Regions from separate parts of the Homo sapiens genome. Here region 2 is linked to region 1. A link is a loop called in an ENCODE intact Hi-C map of the cell type or tissue named here. Cell type or tissue: heart left ventricle. All regions are shown on one strand. Each heading gives the region's core, and the rest is flanking DNA. Links, peaks and the distances in the headings are about the cores only. Region 1 overlaps ALX4 (ALX homeobox 4). Region 2 overlaps EXT2 (exostosin glycosyltransferase 2).

Region 1 (16,890 bases), core at 3,435-11,434:
ATTTTTAAGTTGCCATCTCTGTTGAGATCTTAGGCAGGTATCCAAAGGAAATCCTCACCTCTCTTAGCTTATTCGCATAGCAATGAACCACGTGGCAGGTAGATGCTTCTCTCCACCTGCCTTCATGAGCTTTAGCTCCAGATGGCCTTGGGCAGCTGCCCTGACTTGCTCAGTCATCCTAGGAGCTGACACGGCAGTGGCCCCCTGCTCTGCAGTGCAGAAGGTTGGGCCTAGCCACCTGTCTTGGAAGGGACTGGGCCCCAAGGTTCTCTTCTGGAGAACTGAGCTGCTGAGTGAATGCCCATGAGGCATTGGAGAGGGGAGCTCCATGCAGCACCGGCCGCCCCTGGTGCCAACGAAGCCCAGGCCCTCACACCCTGGGTGGCACGTCCCAGGCTCCTCTCTCAGCCTAGTCTCAGGGCAAGTACAGGTCAGGGCAGTCATGTCTCCACTCTGGGCCAGGGTCTTCTCTGTTGTGAAGGGACTGGACTAACTAGAGGGTTTCTAAGCTTCCTCCCAACTCGGTGGTCCTATCATACTTAGTGTGGTTAGGTGGCCCCCAAGGGCTGGGCCAAGCCACAGAGGACAGGCCTGGGGTACGTGGCTGCCTTTGACGAGATGAACAGGAATGTTTCACATTGGCATGTTTAATCCTAGACACTTCCTGGGTGTGTTGGGACAGGCAGCCATAGCCACAGAGTCTTCTAATAGACGCCTTTTCTTCTCAAGCTTTTGGGTTGAAATTTGCCTGACTTGGGTCTAGCCCAGCCAGAGAGCAGACGCATGGAGGAACTGAGTGCCGGGGGCCACTGCGGAAGAGCCCCCTTAAAGCTCTCACTCTCCCTCCCTGCCTGCTCTGGAGCTACCTGTCTGTCCTCCTCTTTGTCCTGATTCCCTTGCTCTCCCTCCTGGCCCACTCTGGAGCTACCTGGCTCTCCTCCTCTTTGTCCTGATTCTCTCATGGGTGAGAAAGACCCAAGGTGAAAGTTCCTTCCTTCCCCATCCTTCCTCAGCCATGAGCATTTCAGAAGGAAAGGGGGGAGAAATGGGGAAACTGTTCCCAGCCTTAAGTTCTTCCTTTCCCTGGCTAGATTTTGGGGGAGTCTGGGTCATTTCAGCGAACCTCAGAACTAGAAAAAACTTCCCAAAAGTCACTCCAAATCCTCAAATATTTGAAACACTTAAAGCCAAGCCTCCAAGAACATTTAATTCAATGTCCAAGACCCTTTCACCTCTATAAGATCCATTTTAGAGCTACGGTTCACAAAGAGGTCTGACTCATTAAGGGAGGCCACAGCCAGACCCTTCCTCAGCCTGGTTTCTAGAGCAGATGAGAACACCAGGCAGGCGGGAGACTGTCACCCCCAACCCCAGAGACCCTCATTCAACAACACCAAGTTTACCCTCCGCCCAACCCAGGAGGCCTTTCTGTGTCCACGACCCTGAGCATAGTGGGCCTGGCCCTACTCCATGACAGGAATCAAGGGAGAAGGTAGAAAAGGCGAGCGCTTCAATGCGGGGCGCTGCCTGCTGGAGGGACCCCCCACCTGGGGTCTGACAGGCCTGCCTCTGGACGGTTACTGTGTACTCCCAGCTGAGGTGAGGGCTGGGGCTCAGGGCCAGACCCAAGCTACAGGGGTCGGGCAGGCAGGCACAGAGCCCCGCTTCCTGGAGGCAGGAAGCCTGGTTTCAGGAGGGCATCCTGACAGCCCCATTTGCAATAGCAAAGCCACACCGAGGAGCCCAGGCCAGGAGCCCTTCCGCAGGCTGGAGAGAGGGCAGAGAGTCCTGGTCCCTGTGGAAGAAGTGTAAGGACGGAGTGTGGAAAGCTGTGTGGAGAAGAGCAACACCTCCTAGTGCCTGGAGGGACACAGAGCCCCCATCTGCCGTGGAAGGCTCTGGGCAGCGATGACACTGACAGATATGGCAGGGAGGACAGTCAGTTTGAGGCCATAGCAGGGCCTGGAGGCCGAGCATGGCCACACGTCCTCTAGCAAAGCCTGCACGCAGCTTTTGACCCTCTGCCACCCGGCCCCCAAGCTCTAGCTTATGTGTTCCGAAGTTGTGAGTCCTTCCATGCCGGGACACTGCTGAGCAGCCCCAGGGAGGGGCCAGGGTAGGGCAGGGAAGAGACGAGCCCCTCCGCATCCTCCTGGAGGGAACCTGACTGGGCTCTGGATGGAGAACAAAGCTGCCCAGACCTCCCCGCTGTACCAGATGCCAGGCAGGCCGGAGAGCGGGAGGACTGCCCGGGCCCACGCCCCACCCGGATGCCTCCCCCTCTCCCAGGACCTTTCCTTCTTCTAGCACCATGGGAGCCCTTGTGGCATCTGTGTTCTCAGCCTCCCTCAGGTCTGGCTCCTCCCCTATAGTGTCCAGTGAGGGGCTGGCCCGTGTCTCCCCTGGGGACTGGCATTGCTAGATGGCAGCAGGGGTCCTCGGCTCCAGCTCCTGTCATCCTCTGCCCACTCTCTCCAGGTGTATCCAGCCTAGGGGACAGCCAGGATGCAGTCAGCCAGGCTCTGTCAGACTCGTCACTGTTCGGGGGGAGGTGGAGGCTGGCGCCTTGGCCCCAGCAGGTCGGATTCCGTGTGCTTTCAGGGAGAGAAAGATGGGAGGGCAGGAGGCTGGCTCTGCAGGGCAGCCTGTGCTTCAGACACACAGCCACCGGCCTGGTGACCAGGGGACCCCACTAGGAGCGGGAAGGATGGACAAGACTGGGCTGGTGAGGCTGCTGGGTCTGCATGGAAATCTAGCATTGACTCATGGTCAACTAGGCAGAGCAGAGGAGTGGGCGGGAGCAAGAAAGCGCTTTCAGCTTATCATGGATGCGAAGCTGAAAAACGTGGCCACCTGGCTTTCTCCACTGCCTGTGGCCGGGAGCAGGGGTCAGGGCCTCAGTGCCAGGGAGGGGCCAGGGGCCTGCTGCCCCCTCCCTCCCAGCAGTCCACGGGGCCTCAGACTTGGGGCGGCTGAAAGTGCTGAGGGTCAGGCCCCTGGCCCAGGCCAGGTTCCTAAGAGGAAAGTCGAGTGGGAGGCTGGGGGCCTGGAAAACATGGGCGTGGCCCATGGTGTCCCGAGGTGGGGACGGGGCAGGGGTGCCCTGTCATGTGGCCCAGGAAATGGCCGCACTGTGCTCCTTGGCCTTCATGCGGAGGGCCGCGATGCTCGAGGTCTTGCGGTCCGGCTCGCCGTTGAGCTCGTAGCCATTGAGGCCTGGGCTGAGGCTGGCTGCTCCAAACAGGCTGCCCATGTGCGTCTGGCCCACGTGACTGCCAGCCCCAGACACACTCAGGAAGTCGGTGACGCTGCTGGCCCCAGAGCCAGGGGGGTGGGCATGAGGGGACATGCAGGCAGGCACCGGGTCGCAGGGGACCACGCAGGCTGGCACTGGTGAGGCAGCCCCGTTGTTGCCGAGCCAGGACGGGTTCTGAATCTGGGAGAGGAAGGGAGAGATGTCACCGGCTGGCGGGCAGGTGTGGTGTGGAAGGGGCTCGCCCCTTCCCCCAGAGCACCTCTCCCCTCACTGTCCATCCTTCCCATGAAGCCCCTCTTGAGTGTTTAGCCTTGATGGACATCCAGATACCCCTGTGGGGGTGGCTTTTACACCTTGGCATCTCTGTTCCCAGGGCCAGGCTAGCAGCAGAGGGAAATTCAGTTCTAAAGAGTGACCTCAGGCTTCATTAAGGGTCCAGTGGAAGGGTGACACCCCAGCACCCCCCAGCTGGCTTCCTATTTTTAGACTCAACTGTAGACTTGGCCTCCATCTGCGGATGGCAGCTGTGTCTCATTCACCTCCAGCTCCTCCCCAGGCCCCTCACATCCATAGGCACCTGAGCAAGGTGAGCAGACCTCAACTCGGAGAGCTTTGGCCTCGCAGGTTCCCTTGGGCCCCCACCAGTAGCAGGGAAGATGGAGGGGTTGGGTGAGGTGGGCGGCAGGGACCTAAACCTCTCAGAAACCAAGGGTCAGTGGCTGAGGTTCCAGGGCCTGAACTAGGAGGCTTCAGAACTAACTCAGGATGGAAGGGGCTGCCTCAGGAGTGGACAGCCAGATCTGAGACCGGACCTCCTCGTGCCAAAGGGGCGAGGGCATGTGCAGGGATGAGTTGGCCATCTTATCTTCCATCTGTGCCACTGGGCTTCCCTTCCCTCCCCAACGTTCACCTGGGGCTCCCATCTTCCTCTACCTTCTAGGCACGTATAAGGAGGTAGAATTAGGGTGTGGGGGAGACCCGGGAACCTCTCAGCTTATGCACACGGGATTCCTGGTAACCTCATGTGGGCTTCTGCTGGCCTGCCCTCCTGCATGTGTCTGGAGCACACTCGAGGGAGGCATTTTAAAGCAGGGAGAAAGAGCTCAGCCCCCATCCTGGAGGGAACCGCATTTCTCTCTGCGGTGCAGGGGAAGGGGGACCGGTTGGCCTCCATCACCCCCTCTCAGAAGAGGTCTGAGCACACACTATGTGGTGCTGTAGGTGAGGTGGGGGTAGGAGGGGTGAACAGGGCCCTGTGTTGGGTTCTCCCTCCAGCTGTGCGCTCAGGCAGCAGAGCTCAAAGCCAAGGAGGGAGCTAGAGTTCCATCCTGGGAGGACAGAGGGAGGCTGAGTTTAGGGAGGGAGAGGGGAGAAAGAGAATGGAAGAACATAGTGCGAGCTGATGCTGATGGTGCCTGTGTGAGACACCCCATATTCCTCAGCCTCACCTCCAGGCCTGTGCCCTGCCCTCCTGCCCCATGAATCCTGGGCTGGGGGAGAGGGAACAGAGGGCTGGTCTGGTTGGAGAGCCAGAGACCATTTGCTAGCACAGAACCAGGTCAGGGAGAAGTAAAGGAGGCAGGGGCGCCCGTGCTACTGGCTGGCTGCTGAGCAGGGCCAGGTTGGGAGCTGAGGTGGAGGCCATGCCAGAATGAGGCCTGAGCAGGTAGGGAGCAGCCGCTTCTGCTGGGCAGGCTGAGTGGGGGTCAGGAGAGGACTTGGACTTGGCCAAAAACACATCTCTCTAAGCATCCCATGTGCCTGATGTGACTCAATACTTCTCATCCCTTGCATCTCACACTAGAACAGGGGACTGGCTGACAGACACCTAGGGAAAATGCTCTGGGGGGAGGGGAGGACAGGGCCCCAGAAGCTGAGCACAGGCACACAAGCTTTTTGAAACTGTACAATTCACAAAATACTTTTGCATGATTGAATTTAGACCTTACAACTGCCTGACAACAGAGCTGAGCAGATGCTTTTACCATGTCCAAGGTACAGGTGAAGAAACTGAGGCTCAGAGATTTGAGACTTGCCTAAAGTGAGAAAGACCTGGAGCTGGAAAGATAACCTAAGTCCCCGGACTCAGAATCCCAAGCTCATTCCAACTTGGCCACGAGTCCTGGAGATTTCAGAGCTCGCTTTCTGAAGAGACCCTCCGAGCGGTATCTGAGGGCCTGGTGGCCTTCTGCCTGCCTTGGTTCCGATGCCCACAGCAAAAGTGGCCAAAGCTAGTGGAGGAAAGAGCCGTTCTCACTGCCCCAACCTTCCCTTCCCTAAAGTTCAGCCAAGCCTGGTTCAATGATTAGTTGGATAGATTAACCCTGGGCCTCCCACACTCTGGTATAAACAGGCACACCCCTGGAATGAGACGGAAGGGCAGCCTGGAGCCATAAGTCATCTCGGGGTGCCTGGGCTCTCCTCCAAGGGGCTCATTCTCAGAGCACCAGGGGCTGGGGATCGGTGGCGGCAGCTCAGGGCGGGACTTACCTGGGCGTAGTTCTCAGCTCGGGTGAGGAGGGGCAGCTCATATGCAGTGGAGAAGTGGGTTCGAACCTGCTGCATCTGCCCAAAACGCTCCCGCTTCCTCCACTTGGCCCTTCGGTTCTGGAACCAGACCTACAAGACGCGAAAAAGCCATTGTCACCAGGGTGAGATGCCCGCCTGGAGGCCTCACTTTCAGGCAGTGCAAACTGTTCCCTTGAGCCCCCCATCAGTTGCAGTGCGTTTGGGAAACGGTGCGGCCACACATAAATATCAACCTTGGTCTTTGTCCTCAAGAGCTGACAATCTAGAATCATCCACTCTGAGCTGGGAAGGTATCTTACCCCCACTAGCCATGGGCGTGATCCTGAGCCAGAACTTTTATTTTTCTAAGCTTGAGAATCTAGAGCAGCCAAGTGTCACCACCTATAAAACAAGTCACTGGTCATCTTAGCAGTCATCTAAGCAGACTCCTGTGGAGAAGCTGATAAAAGCTACAAATGCTCCTCCAGATGTGTTCTCCTAGACAATCACACACAGTTTTGCCACAGTTTTCCAAAAGGTTCATGGCTCTCTAAGGCTTATTGGTCCAGATTCACAATGCCTTCCTCCCTGCATCCTGTCTGCAGCCTTCTTGTTGGAGACAGTCTCCCAGCTCAGAACTCCCCTGTGTTAAAGGGAGAACAGGGGCTCTGCTGGGCAACAGAGGCAGTCAGGGAAGACTTCCTGGAGGAGGGACAGGAGCTGGGCCTTGAATGGTTGGCTGAAAGGAGGAAAGCCAAGGCCTAGGTTTAGAAACAGCAAGGCATACTCCAAAAACCTAAAGAGGTCAATTTGAAGGAAGCGGTGGGAGAGAAAGAAACAGAGTCAGATCGCAGGGGGCCTTGACTGCCAAGTGAAGGGTTTTTCCCTTGGTGCTGTCTGTAGAGGCAGTTGCTATAAAATCTTGTGTAGAAGCGTGGCCTGATGGTGAGAGGAAGTGGAGGCCAACCCGTCACTGAGCACAAGTGGATGGGATGTTGGCCTGATTGGGAGCCCAACGGGGGAGGGGAGGTCTCTGAGTCAGCTGTGAGCACTGGGGTTTTTGGTGACGGGGAGTATTGGGTCCTTTTCCTTTGCACGAGCATTTCTGGAAGGCTGAGAACTTTCCCAAGGCTCAAGAGCAAGAGCTGCCCTACCCCTGGCCCATGACTTAGGATCTGGAGAAGGGGTGATGGGGACGGGGTGGGTGAGAGAGGGAGAGTGAGGAGGGATCAGCTTCCAGGCCAGGAATGGCTTTAGGCTGATTCAGAGATGGACCGTGGTGCTCCTCAGAGGGAGGCCTCTGCCAGCTTGATGTGCACTTGTCTGCTGGCTTTGCAGACTCAGATGCAAGTGGGCACACCTCAGACAGCACGCTGCAGACCGGGAGAACAGAGCCATGACAATAGCCTCAGCTGCAGAGCCATAAGGAGCCTTGCCAGGCCCTTCCAGGCCCAGGCATCAAGAAAGCCAACTTTCCTGAGGTCCAGTCCCTGCTCTCCAGGTGGAAACATTTCTCCATCCATCACGACCAATGCAGCTGCTGAGCTAAATATAGGAGTCAGCTCTCAAAATTCCTCTGCCTCAGAGCCTTTGAGCTTCCTAGGAACCACTGCGAGGAGGGGAGAAGGAGGTGTGGACGTGCTTCCTCACAGACGCTGCCTGGCCTCTTTGGGCATCCAGTGTAGCTGGCCAATGGACAGGCTCATAGGAGCACTGGTATTGCCAAGGGCCTCAGTTTCTGCATGGCGAATGGTACCTCATAGTCGCAGCAGGGGAGATAGATGGGAAATGCAGTCCAAGAATGTTTAGAGTACTTCCCATTTGTTTCTTTACAGCTCCTGACCTTTCTCACTGTCTTTTGCTAGAGGAAAGAGGTCAAGGAAGATGGGGATGTATCTCATGTTACTGTGAGGAGGGTGGGGGTGAGCAGGGGTGTACATTATTATGTTTCTCCACTCCTGTACCAACTCACTTTCCCCTCCCTAATCCTAAGCATGTGTGTGCGTGCACGAGTGTACCCACTAGTGTGGCTACACGCACGTGCATGTGTGCACACACATTGACTGGGGGAGGAGAAGCCTCTTCCTTAGAAACGGACCCTCTCCCCAGTTTGGGGTCTCAGCCCCTGCCCTGGCCTCCCAGGGCCCCTTTTCCTCCAGGGATTCCTAGGGTCCAGGCCCTGGCTGCCCACTGGGAGCCAAGGACAGATGGGGTCTCCTCTCTGTGCTGCTGAAATGGGATCCCTCTTTATCAGTGGCCTGGGATGGGAGACTGGGGCCAGGATGAGAGAATGAATCAGAGGAGCTTGTTTTCATTTCATGTTTAATTTCCTGCAGGCTTAGCTCCGTCTTTCCGCTCCTTCCTCAGCCTCCCAGGGTTTTCTGTGGGGGAAGCTGGGGGGAGGGGAGAAGCCACTGGAGGCACGGAGAGAGATGGCTTCTCTTTTTCTTTTTGTCACTGTGACTGTTGGGGTTCTCCTTGTGTCTCTGTGGGTTCCAGGTCCCCATGGTGGGACTGTGGAAGTGGAAGATGTCCCTACAGGCTCTGGAACAGAGGATCCAGGGATGGGCGGGGAGGGACCCCGAAGAGGGAAGGAGGTGGCCAGCGCCTGGCAAAGGGGTCTAGAGTGGAGGGAGGAGCCATGTGGGGGAGTGGAATGTGGGGCGCGGGCTCGCTGGAGCTGAGTGTGAGGGAGGAGGAGATGTGGGTTATCTGGGGAAGACAGATGACCAGGCGGGGGAGAGGCCAGCAGAGCTAGCACCGTCTTTGGAACAGGAGTGGAAGAAGGTCAGGCTGAGGGATTTATTTGAGGGCTGAAGATGGAAATGGTGAGAGGCGGGTGAGCGACCGGTGGGAGCAGGGCTGCCCACCTCCTCCCTCCTTCTTCTCCTGTTCCTTTGTCCTGGGGCCTTACCCTGCGCACCCAGTTCTGGCTTTTCTGCCCAGATCCAGACATGAGCTAGGTGAGCCTGGCCGGTCCTCAATATCCTCCCCAGTAAATTGGAGGCAGCAAGGGTATCCTCACGACCCCTTCTATGCTCACATCTGCAGGTCCTGAGGCTTGGAGTGTCCATCCATTTCTGACCCCTGGCGCCCCAGGGGCTCCGAGAGCTCCCTTCCAGATGCCACACCAACCCCCACGCCCGTTCCTGTGCCTCCCAGCTCTGCACCGCAGGCCTGTCTCCACTGTGCAGCCCCAGGAGGACAGCCAACCACGAGGTCCCCACTGTTCTCCCGGTCTGAATGTCATACCTCAGGACCACCCCAGCCTGGGCCCACTCAGCACAGGCCTCTCCCGAGGACCGGGCTGTGCAAGGAACCAACTGTCTTGGCGGAGGCCTCGCTAACCGCAGCCCATCTGGGGCCAGGGCGGGGTGGCCCAGGGCGGGGAGGCCTCTGTCTTATTGTCTTCAGACACCAGCTGCAGAGATTGGAATCCCAGACAGCAGAGAGAGGCCCCTGCAGCCCCCTGGAGCAGGGCCAAACCCTAGGCTTCTTCCCAGGAAAAGTCCATCTTGGGGCCCCCATTGCCCCGTCCCTGTCCCCACCACCACTCTACGCCAGGCACCTGGCTTGCCACCAGCTGAGTATGGGCCCTGAACAAACACAGCAGAGGCAGGCAGGGGGTTCCATCACCACCCCCTTACCCCCCCAGGGCACTGCCAGGCTTAGGGCTCAACCCAGAGGTCTGACGCACATGAAGATCCCACCCACCCTGCTGCCTTTATACAAAGAAAAGCCTCTGAACAATCTGGCATGTGTCCTTGTACAGCAAACTAAAGTCAAAGAAGCACTAGGCTGCGACTCAGGAGTCCCGGATTCCAGTCGCAGTGCTGCTACTGAGTGGCTGCTGTTAACTTCAGGTTATGACTTCCCACCTATGGGCCTCTTCTTCCTCGTCTATCAAATGGGAAGATGGGGTGATCATTTCCAGCACTACCGTTCTATAGTTCTGTGGTCCTCCCACTAGGTGATAAGATATGCAGCACGTCAGAGTTTCCCTTTCTGCCTTGGCTGCCAGGAAGCTCCAAGTTGAAGTTTGTGCTCAATGGCAACCATGAACCTTAGCCTAAATTTTTTTTTACCACATTACCTCTGCATTTCATGCCATTGTTCTTGTTTTTAGATTGAACAAATAAATCTTTAATTGTAAGCTACCTCAACTCCATTTTGGAAGTAGGTATAAGTGTGTGTGTGTGCGCGCGCATGTGTGTGTGCAGAGAACACTCTGTTTTAGTTGTATGGTGGCAACTGAAAAATGCTCTGTGCGCCTTTGTTTTCATGTTTTGTACTCAAGGCGTCATTCTTCTTTCAGTACTTAGTGAATTCTACTCCCGGGCACTCCCATATATTTGTTAGGAAGCATGCATGCAACCCACATATGCAAACACAAATGTACACACATACTGCACAGAAAAGGAACAGGTTTATCCCACACCAACACAGCACCTACAGGGCTGTCCCATAACCAGCTATGCCCCTTTCTCTACCTACACCTGTGGGTCCTCCCCAATCCATTTGCTGGAGATCAGGCTAGATGCTAGGATTCCTGTCCAAACTCAGGCATGTAAGGTCATGTGAGTGGCTGGTTGTCCAAATTCAAGTGAGATCTGGGTGTGTGAGGGCTTCTGGATTCACAGGAAAGCCCCAGCTGCCCTGTCATCCTTCATCAAACATTCATTAGGCACTGGAGGGGAATAAAATGGCAGTCTTGCCAGGTGCAGTGGCTCATGCCTGTAATCCCAGCACTTTGGGAGGCTGAGGTGGTGGATCACCTGAGGTCAGGAGTTGAAGACCAGCCAACCAACATGGTGAAACCCCATCTCTATTAAATATACAAAAATTAGCCGGGTGTGGTGGTGCACACCTGTAATCCCAGCTACTCAGGAGGCTGAGGCAGGAGAATCGCTTGAACCCGGGAGGCAGAGGTTGCAGTGAGCCAAGATTGCACCACTGCACTCCAGCCTGGGCGACAGAACAAGACTCTGTCTAAAAAAAAAAAAGGCAGTCTGGGCTGGGCATGGTGGCTCACGCCTGTAATCTCAGCACTTTGGGAGACCAAAGCAGGTGCACCACTTGAGGTCATGAGTTCAAGACCAACCTGGCCAACATGGTGAAACCTCCATCTCTACCAAAAAATAAAAAAAATTAGCTGGGTGTAGTGGTGCATGCCTGTAGTCACAGCTACTTGGGAGGCTGAGGCATGAGAATCGCTTGAACCCAGGAGGTGGAGGCCGCAGTGAGCCAAGATCACACCACTGCACTCCAACCTGGGTGACACAGTGAGATCCTGTCTCAAAAAATAAAAAAATAAAAAAAAAATGGCAGGCTGCCCTCAGGGAACTTACAGCAACTCAACCGTGCAGCTCTTCAGCATCACTTCTGGTAGCTGCAGTTTCTGAACAGCTACATATTTACTGATAACCACTAGTCCTTTTCCACATTAGCCATTTTGGAAAAAAAGTTTGTAGACTCTATTAGAGATGCCTCTGCCTTCTTAAACAGAAAATGGTTGTAACTGATGAATCTTTTACTGATGCCTTAGAACAATGCTGCTGAAGATGCTTTCATGAGTTAATTCAAGAGTCCCTGGGGCCTGCTGAGGATTGCAGGGTTGGGGCATCTCTGTCCTAACATTGAAGGGCTCAGCCCACTGAGCTGCATGGCGCTTTGCTGATTAAAAAAAAAAAAAAAAAAAAGATTTCTCTTTGTTCTGAAGCTATTGATTTTTCTGGCCCACTGGAGAGGGAAAAACTGCTATGTGGCAACGTTTTATTTGCTATTTCCAACATGCTTTGGGTTGGAAAAGCGGACTGATTATGACATTTATTTTGTGTTAAATTGAAACTTAAACTTGAGTGTGTGAATTTTGTCACCTGTATTTTGGCTACTCATGGGTCTTTTCTTTCTTTCTGATCCTTTCTTTGCTGTGAATTCATGCTGGTCGGGGCAGATACAGCTCTCTGGACAAGGGTTGATTGATCCACGGATACTTATTTTTTAGACTTGATGCTCTGCGTTTGGCTTTCTCTAATTGGTGGGAATACAGTGATGAACAATCAGTGCTTGATCTCAAGGAAATCACAGTTTAGTAGGAGGGGACAAACAAGTAAAATAACGTAAGCCAGTCAACAATCCTGTAAAGAAGACAAAATAGGAGTTGGGCACAGTGTCTCATGCCTATAATCCCAGCAGTATGGGAGGCTGAGGTGAGGGATTACTTGAGGCCAGGAGTTTGAGACCAACATGGACAACAAAGCAAGACCCCATCTCTACAAAAAATAAAAAAACTTATCCCAGGCGTGGTGGTGTATGCCTGTGGTCCCAGCTACTCAGGAAACTGAGGCGGGAGGATCCATTGAGCCCACGAAGTTAAGGCTACAGTGAGCCATGATCACACCACTGTACTCCACGCTGGGTGACAGAGAGAGACCCAGTCTCTTTAAAAAAAATAAACAAAAATACCCAAAAGATAAAATGGGCCCAGGCATGGTGGCTCATGCCTATAATTCTAGCACTTTGGGAGGTTGAGGTGGGATGATCACTTTAGCCTAGGAGTTTGAGGCTGCAGTGAGCTATAATCATCTTATTGCACTCCAGCCTGGGTGATAGAATGAGACCCTGTCTCTAAAAAGAAAACAAAAAAAATTTAAAAAATTTTTAAGAAGATAAAATAGGACAGTGTAACAAAAGGTGAGCTGGTTTGCTTCTGTTGTGTTGGGTTGGGTTGAGTTCTATTGGGTTGTGTTGAGTGGGTTGAGTGTGTCAGGTTCCATTGTGTTGTGTTGTGTTAGGTTGAGTTCTGTTGGAATGTGTTATATTGGGTTGTGTTGTGTTGGAAGGGGCTGCATTAGGTTTAGTATGTTGAGTTCCATTGTGTTGTGTTGGGTTGAGTTGAGTTCTATTGGGTTGTGTTGTGTTGGGTTGGGTTGAGTTCTATTCGGTTGCACTGAGTTGAGTTGAGTGTGTCAGGTTCCATTGTGTTGTGTTGTGTTAGGTTGAGTTCCATTGGAATGTGTTATATTGGGTTGTGTTGTGTTGGAATGGGTTGAGTTGGGTTGAGTGTGTTCAGTTCCATTGTGTTGTGCTGGGTTGAGTTGAGTTCTATTGGGTTGTGTTGTGTTGGGTTGCACTGAGTTGGGTTGAGTGTGTTGAGTTCCACTGTGTTGTGTTGTGTTGAGTTGAGTTCTATTGGGTTGTGTTCTGTTGGGTTGCAATGAGTTGGGTTGAGTGTTGGGTTCCACTGTATTGTACTGGGTTGGGTGTTTTGGTTGTTGGCTGGTAATAGGGGGGCTACTGCTTTAGCCACAGTGGTCAGGAAGACTTCTCAGAGGAGGTATGAGTTGGGACTTGAAAAATGGAGGGGGATGCAGCCATCTAGGCAGAAGGAAGAGCTAAACTGTTCTCTGTTTCTGCCCACTGGGATGCTGTGGACATTGTCTTCATGTTTGTCCTGTTTCCTGTCTAAGAGATAGGCCTTCTAGAGCAGGGACAAGTAACCCTTCTCTGTGTGAAAGAGCCAGGACTCTTACACTGTGTAAAGCCCAGAAACAGCCAGCAGCAGCCTTCCTGCCCCTCTGCTGGAGGCCCTCCTTCCTTTGCAACCCCCCACCACAGTGCAGAAGCCCAATATTAAAGAGGATAAAAGCAGAGTCGCTCTAGTTGGGACAGGGGCATGAGGGGCAGGCTAGGAGCCCCCACTTTCAGGTTCTCAATGAACTGAGGAAAGGAAAGCCATGGTGTGGTTGGTGGGCAGTCAGGAGACCCCAACTGCAGCCAAGAGCCCAGGGACAGGCTCTGCTTTACCAGCCTCACTCCCAGGTGGCCCTCACTGACCTGCACGCGGGCCTCAGTGAGGTCTGTCCTCATGGCCAGCTGTTCCCGCGCATACACGTCTGGGTAGTGGGTCTTCTGGAAGACCTTCTCCAGCTCCTCCAGCTGGTAGCTGGTGAAGGTGGTCCGGTTCCGCCGCTTCTTGCCCTTGTTGCTCTCTGAGTCGGCCTTCTCCAATGGGCTGGGGAGGTCTGAGCTGGCCCGGTCCTGGGGCCCCTTCACCCCAGCCTCCTTGACACTCAGGTAGCTGCTGTCCATCCCCACAGTGTCAGAGTCAGGGGGTAACTCTGGCTCACCCAGGGAGCTCTCTTTAGCTGAGGGAGGAGGAAACAAAGTCAGAAACCAATGGTTGAACCAAACAAGAGAAGGGGAATGTCAGGGGGAGAGTGGGGCACTCGGGTAGCCACCCCCTGCCTTTTTCCTCTTAGAGCTCATTGGATGCGAGGTCCGGAGACTTGGCTTCTAATTCTGGCTTGCCATTAACTTGCTGTGTGACCTTGGGCAAATCTCTTCCCCAATCTGAGCCTCTTCACCATCATCTTAGACTAGGTCCCTTCCAGCAACAATGTTATGTGAACCTAAGGCAGCCAATCTGACCTCTGTGACCTTTAATCCCCACCTCACTGACCCTGAGCTCCTCTCTCTAGAGGGATTCCCTGCATCAGGACTTTTCTGGGGCCCGAGAATTCTGACCCCAGTGCCATGGCCTCCCTGGGTGGAAGGGAAACTCATTCAGCAGCCATGTCTGGCCCAGTGGGGCTTGGGGTGAGGAGGACCCAGGATTGAGGCAGACAGGAGTGCCCCTCCTTTCCTGGCCTAGTCCCACCAGGAGTTCAGCAGGAGCTGTGGAGACTCTGCCCCAAGAGTCCAGTGCTGAGGAGTCAACACCTCCTTCCCTGCCCCCCAACCCTGCACACTGGTCTCACCTATTGTTCAAGAGAAGGGTCTTTCTTCCTTGGGGGTGCATGGGATTGAGGCATGGGCCACATTTCCTGTTACAAGCAGCTCCTGCCCACTGTTTACTGAGGCTGCCCGGGCACCTTCATCCCCAGCACGCTGACCCCGGGCCTGGGTGGGTGTACATGAGCACAGCTCCCAGCCACTGCGTCTGGCAGATGGACCCCCCACCCACCGGCACATTCCTAGCTCAGGACTGCAAGGACGAGTCAACCCATACACATCAAGAAAGAAGAGGTGGAGGCTGGGGTGGGAGAGTGAGGCAAGAAGCCACTTTACCACCACACAGCCTGGTGAGCTTCCTAGGCAGACACACTCACCTCCTGGCAGAGGGTTTGGGACAACAGTCCCTACCTTTTTGGCACCAGGGACTGGTTTTGTGGAAGATAATTTTTTCCATGGGTGGAGAAGGTTGTGGTGGGGCATGGTTTGGGGATGAAACTGTTCCACCTCAAATCATCAGGCATCAGATTCTCTTAAGGAGCACGCAACCTAGATCCCTCACATGCATGGTTCACAGTAGGATTCACGCCTCTGTGAGAATCTAATGGCACCGCTGATCTGACAGGAGCCAGAACTTGCAGTAATGCTTGCTCACCTGCCGCTCACCTCCTGTGTGCGGCCCGGTTACTAACAGGCCATGGATCGGTACTGGTCCACAGCCTGGGGGCTAAGGACCCCTGGTTTAGGTCATGGACTCTTGATAGCCCCGCCATGAATCCTATGGCCATGACTCCCCAGCTGTGTGCTCAGGAGAGCTTACCTACCCGCTATGTGCCTCAGTTTCCCCCTCTATAAAATGGGGATGAAGATACTTCTAGGATCTTCCTCATAGGGTAGCTGTGGGAAATAAAGAGGCTAGTGTGCTAGCTATGTAGTTTTGCCATTATTGATATTCACATTTCTAGTCTGGACTTGCAAACCCACAGACCCTGTGAACATTAGAGGACTCCGACCCTGGAGAAGTCCTCCAAGCATGCAGGCCCTTGGGCACAGGAGCATGTGCAGGGCGTGCACAGATGCCTAGGGAAGGGCAGCCAACTGGGTGTCTGCAGATGTGGGTGTGAACTCCTCGAGAACTGTATTCCTTGTCTGTAACTTGGGGAAAAGGAACTTGTTGAGTGAAAGAACAAACACAATTAATAAGACGTTTGGGGAGCATTTGACACGACCTTTCACGTGCACGAGCTTTGATCATCACAACAAGCACGTGTGGTAGGTGTGAGCATCAGCCACTCTGACCCGCGGTTTCTTCTTCTGGAAATAGGTCCAAGCGATGGGCATTAAGTGTCAGAATGATGCCTCTAGTCCAGGTCTTCTGACTCCATCCAGATCCTGAGGGCTGAAGCTTCAGACTCGTCTCATTCCTGGCTTTCTGTGCACACTGGGGAAGCTGAGAGGGACATTTGGCCTGTGGCATTCTCGCCTCCCTCTCCAAGGCATCAAGGAAAGGGCATAGAGGTGAGTGCCCAGAGTAGGCCTGAAAGCAGCTTCAGGAGGCTGCTCCTGAGGGCCACTGGCAGTGCAGACGCCATGGGGGTGCACGACCGGCCCAGCGGCATCACGCATGACACCTGTGTGAGCCCAGGCACATGCAGACAGCCATGGCTTCAGTGACAACATTCTGCAAACTGCAGCTGGCAGCTGGGCCAAGAGCTTTCAGCAAAGATATTTATCTTCCTGGCAGACAAATACATTTTATGTTTTAGGTTTTTTTTTTTTTTTTTTAGAAACCCCACCCAGCCTCACAAAAATAACCATCCCTGTTTTGCAACTTCCTGGAAGCCAGATGAGGGGCTGAGGGAGGTGAGCACTGAGCCCTGAGCTCTGATCCCCAGGCCCCATCTCACAGCCCCATAGACGCTTGCTGGGGATTGGGACCACCCTGCACAGCAATGGGAGCTCCATGTTACAGGAACTGAGAGTTGGTATGGACCAGCCTGAACTCCTAGTTTTAACTGGGGGGAAACTGAGGCCAGAGAGAGAAGGGAACATGCCCCAATTCCGGACAGAGCACAGCCTCTCAGCTCCTGGCCTGCCCTCTACTCCCTCCCCTGCGGTCTTAGGCCTTATTCCCAGGGAGAGAGGTAGGGGCAGAAGGAACCCAGGGGCCTCATATGACCAAGGCGTCCTGCTCTGTCCATCTTGTGGGGGGCAGGACCAGCCCTTGAGGATGAGGGAGTGAGGATGCGGCCTGGGGGCAGCCTCTCAGCACTGAGCCAGCTCTTGGCCTTTCAGGGGAAGTGGCAGAAGGTCCAGTCTTCATGGTGACAAGTAAGGGTCCAGTTTTGCCCACCTCCAGCTGCCCACTGAGACCAAGTGAGCAGGCAGAGATA
Region 2 (8,000 bases), core at 1-8,000, 53 kb before region 1:
AAGAAATAAGTATGCAAGGTGATGGATTAGTCTGATTTGCTCTTCTACAATGTAAATGTTTATGGAGCTATCACATTGTACCCCACAAATGTATACAATTATTACTTGTCAATAAGAATAACATTTTTTAAAAGCTGAAAGAGAATAGGATTAAACAGAGGGGGAAAGGTAGACTGAGCAAAAATTACTGCTTGAAACATTTTTTAAAAGATGGTATAGGCTGGGCGCAGTGGCTCACACCTGTAATCCCAGCACTTTGGGAGGCTGAGTCAAGCGGATCACGAGGTCAGGAATTTGAGACCAGTCTGGCCAACGTGATGAAACCCCATCTCCACTAAAAATACAAAAAATTAGCCGGGTATGGTGATATGAGCCTGTAATCCCAGCTACTCAGGAGGCTGAGGCAGGAGAATCACATGAATCTGGGAGGCAGAGGTTGCCGTGAGCCAAGATCGCACCATTGCACTACAGCCCGGGCGACAGTGAGAGACTCCGTCTTAAAAAAATAAAAATATAAATAAATAAATAAATAAATAAATAAATAAATAAATAAATAAATAAATACAGGATGATATAGAGGTACAAGATGACACACAAAAAAAGTCCTCAACATCATAGTCACTACAACAGTTTTAAAATAAAAGCACATTGAGTTACCACTATATCTCCACTAGAATGGCTATAAGTAAAATTAAAAAGAATGACAATACTGAGTGTTGGTGAGGCTGTGGAGCAACTTGAACTCATACATTACTGGTGAAAATGTGAACTGGTACAACCAATTTAGAAAACAGTTCGGCATATAGAACATTTTTTATATGACCCAGCTTCCAAAAGAAATATATATGTGCAGACATATGTCTGCATAAAGACTTATAAGATCCCTAAACTAGAAACATCAGCTGGTAATGGATAAACAGAATGTGGAGTATCTATACAGGGGAGTACTACACAGCAATAGAAAGAAAGAAATGGATACATGCAGCAACATGAATAAATCTCAGAAGTGTTATGCTAAGTGAACAAAGTCAGATGTAGGAGGCTACTGACTGTATGACTCCGTGTATATGAAATTCTAGAGTAGAAAAAACTACATTGCCAGGCCTGGGGGATGGGATTGACCACAAAAAAGCAAGAAGGAGCTTTTCAGGTGATGGAAATGTTTTATATTATGATATGGTGGTGGTTATATCATTATATACACTTGTCAACACTCAATGAATTATACCTTTAAAATTGATAGTTTTTATTGTAAGTAAACTCTATTTCAAAACTTGAAAAAAAAATTGTGGGATGCAGCTAAAGCAGTGCTTATGGGAAAGTTATAGCATTAAATGCTTATATTATAAAAAGAAGAAAAGTCTAAAAGCAGTGACCAAAAGTTCATTCCATCTTAAGAACCTAGAAAAAGAAGAGTAAATTAAACTCAAAGCAAGTAGAAGGAAGAAAGCTAAATTAGTTAAATGCTAAATTAGTGAAGTAGAAAACAGACCAACAGAGAAAGTGTACAGATCCAGCATCTCATAGCAATACTCAGAATGTTCCAAAATTACTCATCATACCAGAAACCAGGCAAATTGCAACTTCAATGAGAAAAGATAATTAACAGACGCCAACAAGGTGACACAGATGTTAGAATTATCTGGTAAAGATTTTTAAAAGGTTATCACAAAAAAAGCCTCTAATAAGCAATTATGACTACTGTCAAAACAAATGGAAAACAGAAAGTTTCAGTAAAAAGACAGAAGATATAAAGAAGAGCTAAATGGAAATTTCAAAACTGATTACAATACCTAAAATTGAAAACTCACTGGATGGGCTCAATAGGAGAATGGAGATAACAAGAAAAAACTGGAGAACTTGAAGATAAATCAATAGGAATTCTCCAGTGTGAACAACAGAGAAGAAATAGATTGGCGAAAAATGAACAGAGCTTCAGAGACTTGTGGGACAATCACAAAAGATATAATATTTGTGTCATTAGAATTTTAGAAGAAGAGAAAGAATGTGGGACTGAAGAAATATTTGAAGAAATAATGGCTAAAAACGTCCCAAATTAGCAAGAGACATAAATGTACAGACTCAAGAAGCTGAACCAACCACCAACATCCAAAGAATAAATAGTATAAATTTACATAAATTGTGTAACCTGAATAAATTGTAGCAATACTTCTTATTTCAAATAGTAATTAGAAAAGAGGAAAAATAAACTGGTTTATATATCCAAATATATATACATAAGGAAAGGAGAAAATATGCATAGGTGCCACATTCTTTGCTTCTGTTGCTTGATCTCCAGACCATAGGTGATATTTGTAACTTTCTTCTTCTTCTTCTTCTTTTTTTTTGAGACGGAGTCTCTCTGTCGCCCAGGCTGTAGTGCAGTGGCGCAATCTCGGCTCACTGCAAGCTCCGCCTCCCGGGTTCACGCCATTCTTCTGCCTCAGCCTCTCCGAGTAGCTGGGACTACAGGCGCCCACCACCACGCCCGGCTAATTTTTTGTATTTTTAGTAGAGACGGGGTTTAACCGTGATAGCCAGCATGGTCTCGATCTCCTGACCTCGTGATCCGCCCGCCTCAGCCTCCCAAAGTGCTGGGACTACAAGCGTGAGCCACCATGCCCGGCCGTAACTTTTTTCTTCTATCCATTCCATGTTCCCTTCGTTCCCAACCAGCAGTCTTGCATATTTACTACAGACCCAATTTCTTTAATGTCTCTAATACAATTCAGATTTCCTTCTTGTGTTGGTTTTGATAAATTGTATTTTCCAGGGAATTTGTTCATTTTATCTAAATTACAAAATGTATTGGTATAAAGTCATTCGTAATATTCTCTTGTTGTTTAAAGCCTGTAAGATTTGGAATGATGTACTCTTTTTCATTCCTGATACTGGCAATTTTTGTTTTATGTCTTTCATGATGAATCTTGTTGGAGGTTTATCCATAATCTTTTCAAAGAATTGACTTTTTTTTTTTTTTTAAAGACAGAGGGTCTCACTCTGTCACCCAGGCTGGTGTGCAGAGGTGCAATTGTAGCTAACTGTAACTTCAAATTCCTGGGCTCAAGTGATTCTCCCACCTCAGTCTCCCCAGTTGCTAGGACTACAGAATTGTCCCACTATGGCTAATTTTATTTTTTGGCGGGGGGTGGGGGCGGTAGACAAGCTCCTGCTATGTTGTTGTGGGCTGATCTTGAACTCCTGGTTTCAAGCAATCCTCCTGCCTCGGCCTCCCAAAGCACTGGGGTTACAGGCATGAGCCACTGCACCTGGCCTCAACTTTTGAGTTTTGTTGATTTTTCTGTTGTGCTTTTTTTGTATTTAATTACTACTCCTTTCTTGATTAATTTCTTTCTCTCCTTTGATGAATTTAAGTTGCTGTTGTTTTCTAGCCTTTTGACTTGATAGATCAGGTCATTGATTTCAATATTTGTTTTTCTAATATATGCATATAAAGCTATAAATTACTCTTCAATTGCTGCCTTAGGTGCATTTCCAGATTTTGATGTGTCATATTTCTATTGTCTTTAAGCTCAAAATATTTTCTGATTTCCATTGTATTATCTTCTTTGACACATATTTATATAAAAGTACATTGCTTACTTTTGTCAGATTTTTAAGTTAATAGTTTTTTTATGGATTTCTGGTTTGATTCTACTGTGGTCAGAAAATATACTCTACGATTTTATTATTTTAGAATTTATTGAAACTATATGGCCCCATAAAAGGTCTATTTTGGTAAATGTTCTGTGTGTGATTAAAAAGAGGGCGCATATGCACCTGTGGATTTAATGTTCTTACTAGGCCAGTTAGGTAAGTCTAGCTACCTCAGCACCTTTAGCATAATCAAAATATCCCCTTGCTTGTTCTCTGAAATAAGCATCTCTATTTCTTCTTTTTTCTGTAGCCTTTGTCATTTCTGTAATAGTTAAATTCATTATCCTACTTAAAATTAAAAATGGTTTAAATACAGTATTTACTATATGAGAATCAAAGAGAAATCATGCAGCAGACCTTTTTAGCTGTTGCCCCAAAGAATTTTTAAGAGGCCTGGAGAGAGAGGAGTCTTCCATTTGGGAATTTTTTTTTTTTTTTTTTTTTTGAGACGGAGTCTCGCTCTGTCGCCCAGGTCGGACTGCGGACTGCAGTGGCGCAATCTCGGCTCACTGCAAGCTCCGCTTCCCGGGTTCACGCCATTCTCCTGCCTCAACCTCCCGAGTAGCTGGGACTACAGGCGCCCGCCACCGCGCCCGGCTAATTTTTTGTATTTTTAGTAGAGACGGGGTTTCACCTTGTTAGCCAGGATGGTCTCGATCTCCTGACCTCATGATCCACCCGCCTCGGTCTCCCAAAGTGCTGGGATTACAGGCGTGAGCCACCGCGCCCGGCCCCATTTGGGAATTTTTAAGAGAAGGAAGCCAGCAATCCCCCAGCATTTAGAGTGGTTTTACTAGGTCTGCTTGGATGCAGAAGAATAGACCAAGTGACTTCCTGAGATCCCTTTGGTTGTAATGATTCTAAGCCATCAGAAGTACAGGCAGATCTGTAAGGTGTGATTCCGTATGGAAAAGTACCAAACTTCAATGCATAAAAAATGTCAGATTCCTTCACTTTCTTGCGGAACACAGAGAGATTGCATGTGTTAAGATAAGGGTATATTTGCAGGTGATAGCCAACAGCATGTTGAAATTGAAGAAAGAAAACAAGAAGTTATTTTAATGGAGGAGAGAGAGCCGAATATGGTGAACCAGATCTTATTTCGTTCAGGATTCTAATGATGCCTGTACTGAGGAATAACGTGCAGATTCAAGCCCTAGACTTCCAGCATGTTTTTCACAAATGCAAAGGCATCCGAAGGCAGTGCTTATGTTAAAGGGTTGGAAGAATTGATTTACAGAGACCATTTTAAAGCAACTGGCTCCAGGTCTTGCTAAAGGAACATAAAGCAGTGATTAAAGGCCAGTTCACAGATTGCACTTCCGAGAGCTATGAGAGAAACTTGGGCCTAGTGTAAGAGGGAAGAGATGTAAGATAAATGATGAGGGAGATCTACCTGGATATTAGCTTGAAAATTGATAGTGCACTCTAGAATCACTCTCCAGGAGAAAGTTATTAGAGCCACAACAGTCCTTTCTCCATCCTTTGTCAAATCATTGCACAAATAGATGATGCCAATACACTATACTGGGATACACAAACAAGGCTGCGGCACACTAGATGTGACCCACCCGAGGCCTCACTGCTGATGGGTGAGGATTAGCTCTTTACATGAGCATTACCCATTCATAGCACCCCAGTCAGAAAGCTCTGTTTAAAAGAAACACAGTGTCAGAATGTGAAGATCTTAGGATCATCCTGTCACTTCAGGCTTTATTGCTGAGAAAACTGAAGTGCACAGAGGTTAAGTTACTTCTTTGGGGTGTTAAATGTACATTGAATATAATCCTTAAAGGCACACCATAGCAAGTTCTTGGGAATGAAAGGCTAGACCATGTAGGAAAGCCTGTTTTCTTCCAGTGTCTGTGACTTGAGCACACAGACATTTGGACCGAATACCGGGTATCATTATTTATTTAATTGGAAGAAAACAGAGGGGTTATTTGTGTGTTTATATGGGTCGTATTTCCTATTGGAAGGCAAAGCGCTTTGGGAAATGTTCCATTCTCTCTCCAGCCCTGAAATCAGGAGCTAGGAATGATCTTCTCTGGCCCTGTGTGTTTCTGACTTGTTTGACAAGCTCTAGTGAGCTACCAGATGTGGAAATTCTTTTCAGCCTGGGATAATTTATTTATCTGTTTATGTATTTTACTAGGAAAGTATCTATTGAGTTCTTGATACTCATTTGCGAGGGACTCCTAGGGGAACAGTAGCAGTGTATAGTGTTACTTGAATGTTTGATTTTTTTTTTCCAAGTCTGTCTGCTTTTATTTCAGATCTGAGAGCTGGGAAATAAAAAGCAACTTATTCCTCCTCCCCTCCTCCATCTTTGAGAGAGACAGTTTAAAACATGTGGCAGAAAATGAGCCATGGAGACTTGGCTGAATGTATGAATCTGTGAATTTATTTTTTCTTTCATTCTTTGATCCTCATTTCCAACCATAAAAATTACTAGTAGCACTTAAGTGTTGAACATTTTCACCTGAGAGATGTGAAATGCTCTTGGCTAAGAATATTCATTATAAAGTCAGTGAATGAATTCCTATTCATGTGAGAATACGAGTTCACCAGAGCAACTGTGTGTTGTTAGGCACACAAAATATTGATGCTCTCCCTTTTACAACCTGGGCATCTTGTAGGTGGTAGCACTGGTAAAACCTCCTGAGTGCTAATACATTGTGAGAATTTATTTGTATTACTTTGTTCACAACTTCCTAAGGTAATAACAAGTACATACTCTCAAAGAACCATGGAAGACCGCAAAATAGCATGGAATGCCCCAGTTTTTTCATGAGAACATAAAACCATCTTTGAGTGGGGTTTCCTGATGCAGGAAGCACCAAGAAGAAAGACACCAAAGGAGAATGAGCTTGGTGTGTGTGGTAGTACAGGGGACCCATCATCATAGCGGTGTGGCAGAGTAGGAATTTTGTTTTGGTGAGCAGTGGAAGCTAGGCTGCTTAGGGTAATAGAGGGCCAGCGGAGGTGCAGGCTGAGAGGTCAACTGAAAAGTTTAATGTGACAGGCAGAAAAGAGGTGTTGTAGGTTTTTAGAGAAGTATATGGTAAAAGCCATCAGATCACAAGATGACTTAGAGGTTGCAGAGACTGGAGATTGTGCTAGTGGAAAATCTATAGACTTAGTGTTTGAATGGATTGAAGAACCAAGGAGAAGGAAAAGACCAGCTTACTCCATAGCTCAGATTTAATTAGTGATGAGGGGGCCTCACTAATTGGAGAATTCCAGAGCTGAGATGCTGTATAACGTTTATATTTTAAACAGAATTAGTAAAACTTATGGCTATCTATATGTGTATTCAAGGAGAGTAAGAGATTATAGAATCTGCAATTCTTTTTTTTTTTTTTTTTTTTTTGAGATGGAGTCTCACTCTGTTGTCCAGGCTGGAATGCAGTGGCACAGTCTTGGCTCACTGCAACCTCTGCCTCCTGGGTTCAAGTGATTCTCCTGCCCCAGCCTCCCGAGTAGCTGGGATTACAGGAACCTGCCACCATGCCCAGCTGATTTTTTTGTATTTTTACTAGAGATGGGGTTTTCACCATGTTGGCCAGGCTGGTCTCAAACTCCTGACCTCAGATGATCTGCCCGCCTCGGCCTCCCAAAGTGCTGGGCCTACAGGTGTGAGCCACTGCACCCGGCCTAGAATCTGCAATTCTAAATAAATGATCCCACTTTTTCTCTTCTCACTACAACAATTGAAAAATAGAAATGACATATCCTAGAATTAGACTTCATAACCTCCTTTAAAAACTAGCAGATGACTGAGCACAGTGACCCATTCCTGTAATTCCTACACTTTGGGAACCTGAGGTGAGAGAATGGCTTGAGGCCAGGAGTTCAAGACCAGCCTGAACAACATAGTGAGACCTCATCTCTACTAAAAATTAAATTAAAAAAAAAAAAATTAACCAAGTGTGGTGGCGCTCACCTGTAGTCCCAGCTACTCAGGAGGCTGAGTGAGGTGGGAGAATCACTTGAGTCTAGGATCGTGCCACTGCACTCCAGCCTGGGCAACAAAGTGAGACCCTGTCTCAAAAAAATAAATAATTAAAAATAAAAATGCAAAACAAGTCTTGGACATGCTTCTCACAGGCTTGTGCTTATGATCCTTCTGATAAGAAATTAACTGCTTACCTCCCTAGATTTACATTCCAGAATCTTAAATATGAAAATGTGCCTCAGTCTGTTGGGAATCCAGGAGGGTCTCTGCAGAAGGGTTTTTCTTTATGGCACATGGAACCTCCTATCTCATCTTGCCATGGATGGGTTCTAGGAAAGGCTCACCCTTTGAGTTCATCTTGGACAGAGAGAAACTCGGTTCTTAC

The links. Peaks named below come from ENCODE experiments on the same cell type or tissue, not always from the same donor. Only the 100,000 strongest peaks of a DNase experiment are listed, where the experiment ranks them.
Region 2: a loop joins it to region 1, with 4 times the contacts of the local background. A loop is called at or near these places in 3 of 110 quality-filtered maps.

The regions. Positions count from the first base shown.
Region 1 is chr11:44,261,748-44,278,637 of GRCh38, forward strand. It overlaps ALX4 (ALX homeobox 4), which reads right to left. Exons shown (of 4, transcript NM_021926.4): 2 at 13,601-13,911; 3 at 5,747-5,875; 4 at 1-3,436. The coding sequence ends at 3,107. Among named protein-coding and RNA genes, the nearest start is that of ALX4, 40 kb to the right of the region's middle. RefSeq lists enhancers at 66-565, 6,630-10,467 and a silencer at 15,811-16,128. In heart left ventricle, for the core only: no CTCF peak of the experiment used is centred there; a DNase peak (open chromatin) is centred at 8,354; H3K27ac peaks cover 259 bases.
Region 2 is chr11:44,211,786-44,219,785 of GRCh38, forward strand. The region is part of intron 10 of EXT2 (exostosin glycosyltransferase 2); the gene reads left to right. Among named protein-coding and RNA genes, the nearest start is that of ALX4, 94 kb to the right of the region's middle. In heart left ventricle, for the core only: no CTCF peak of the experiment used is centred there; no DNase peak of the experiment used is centred there.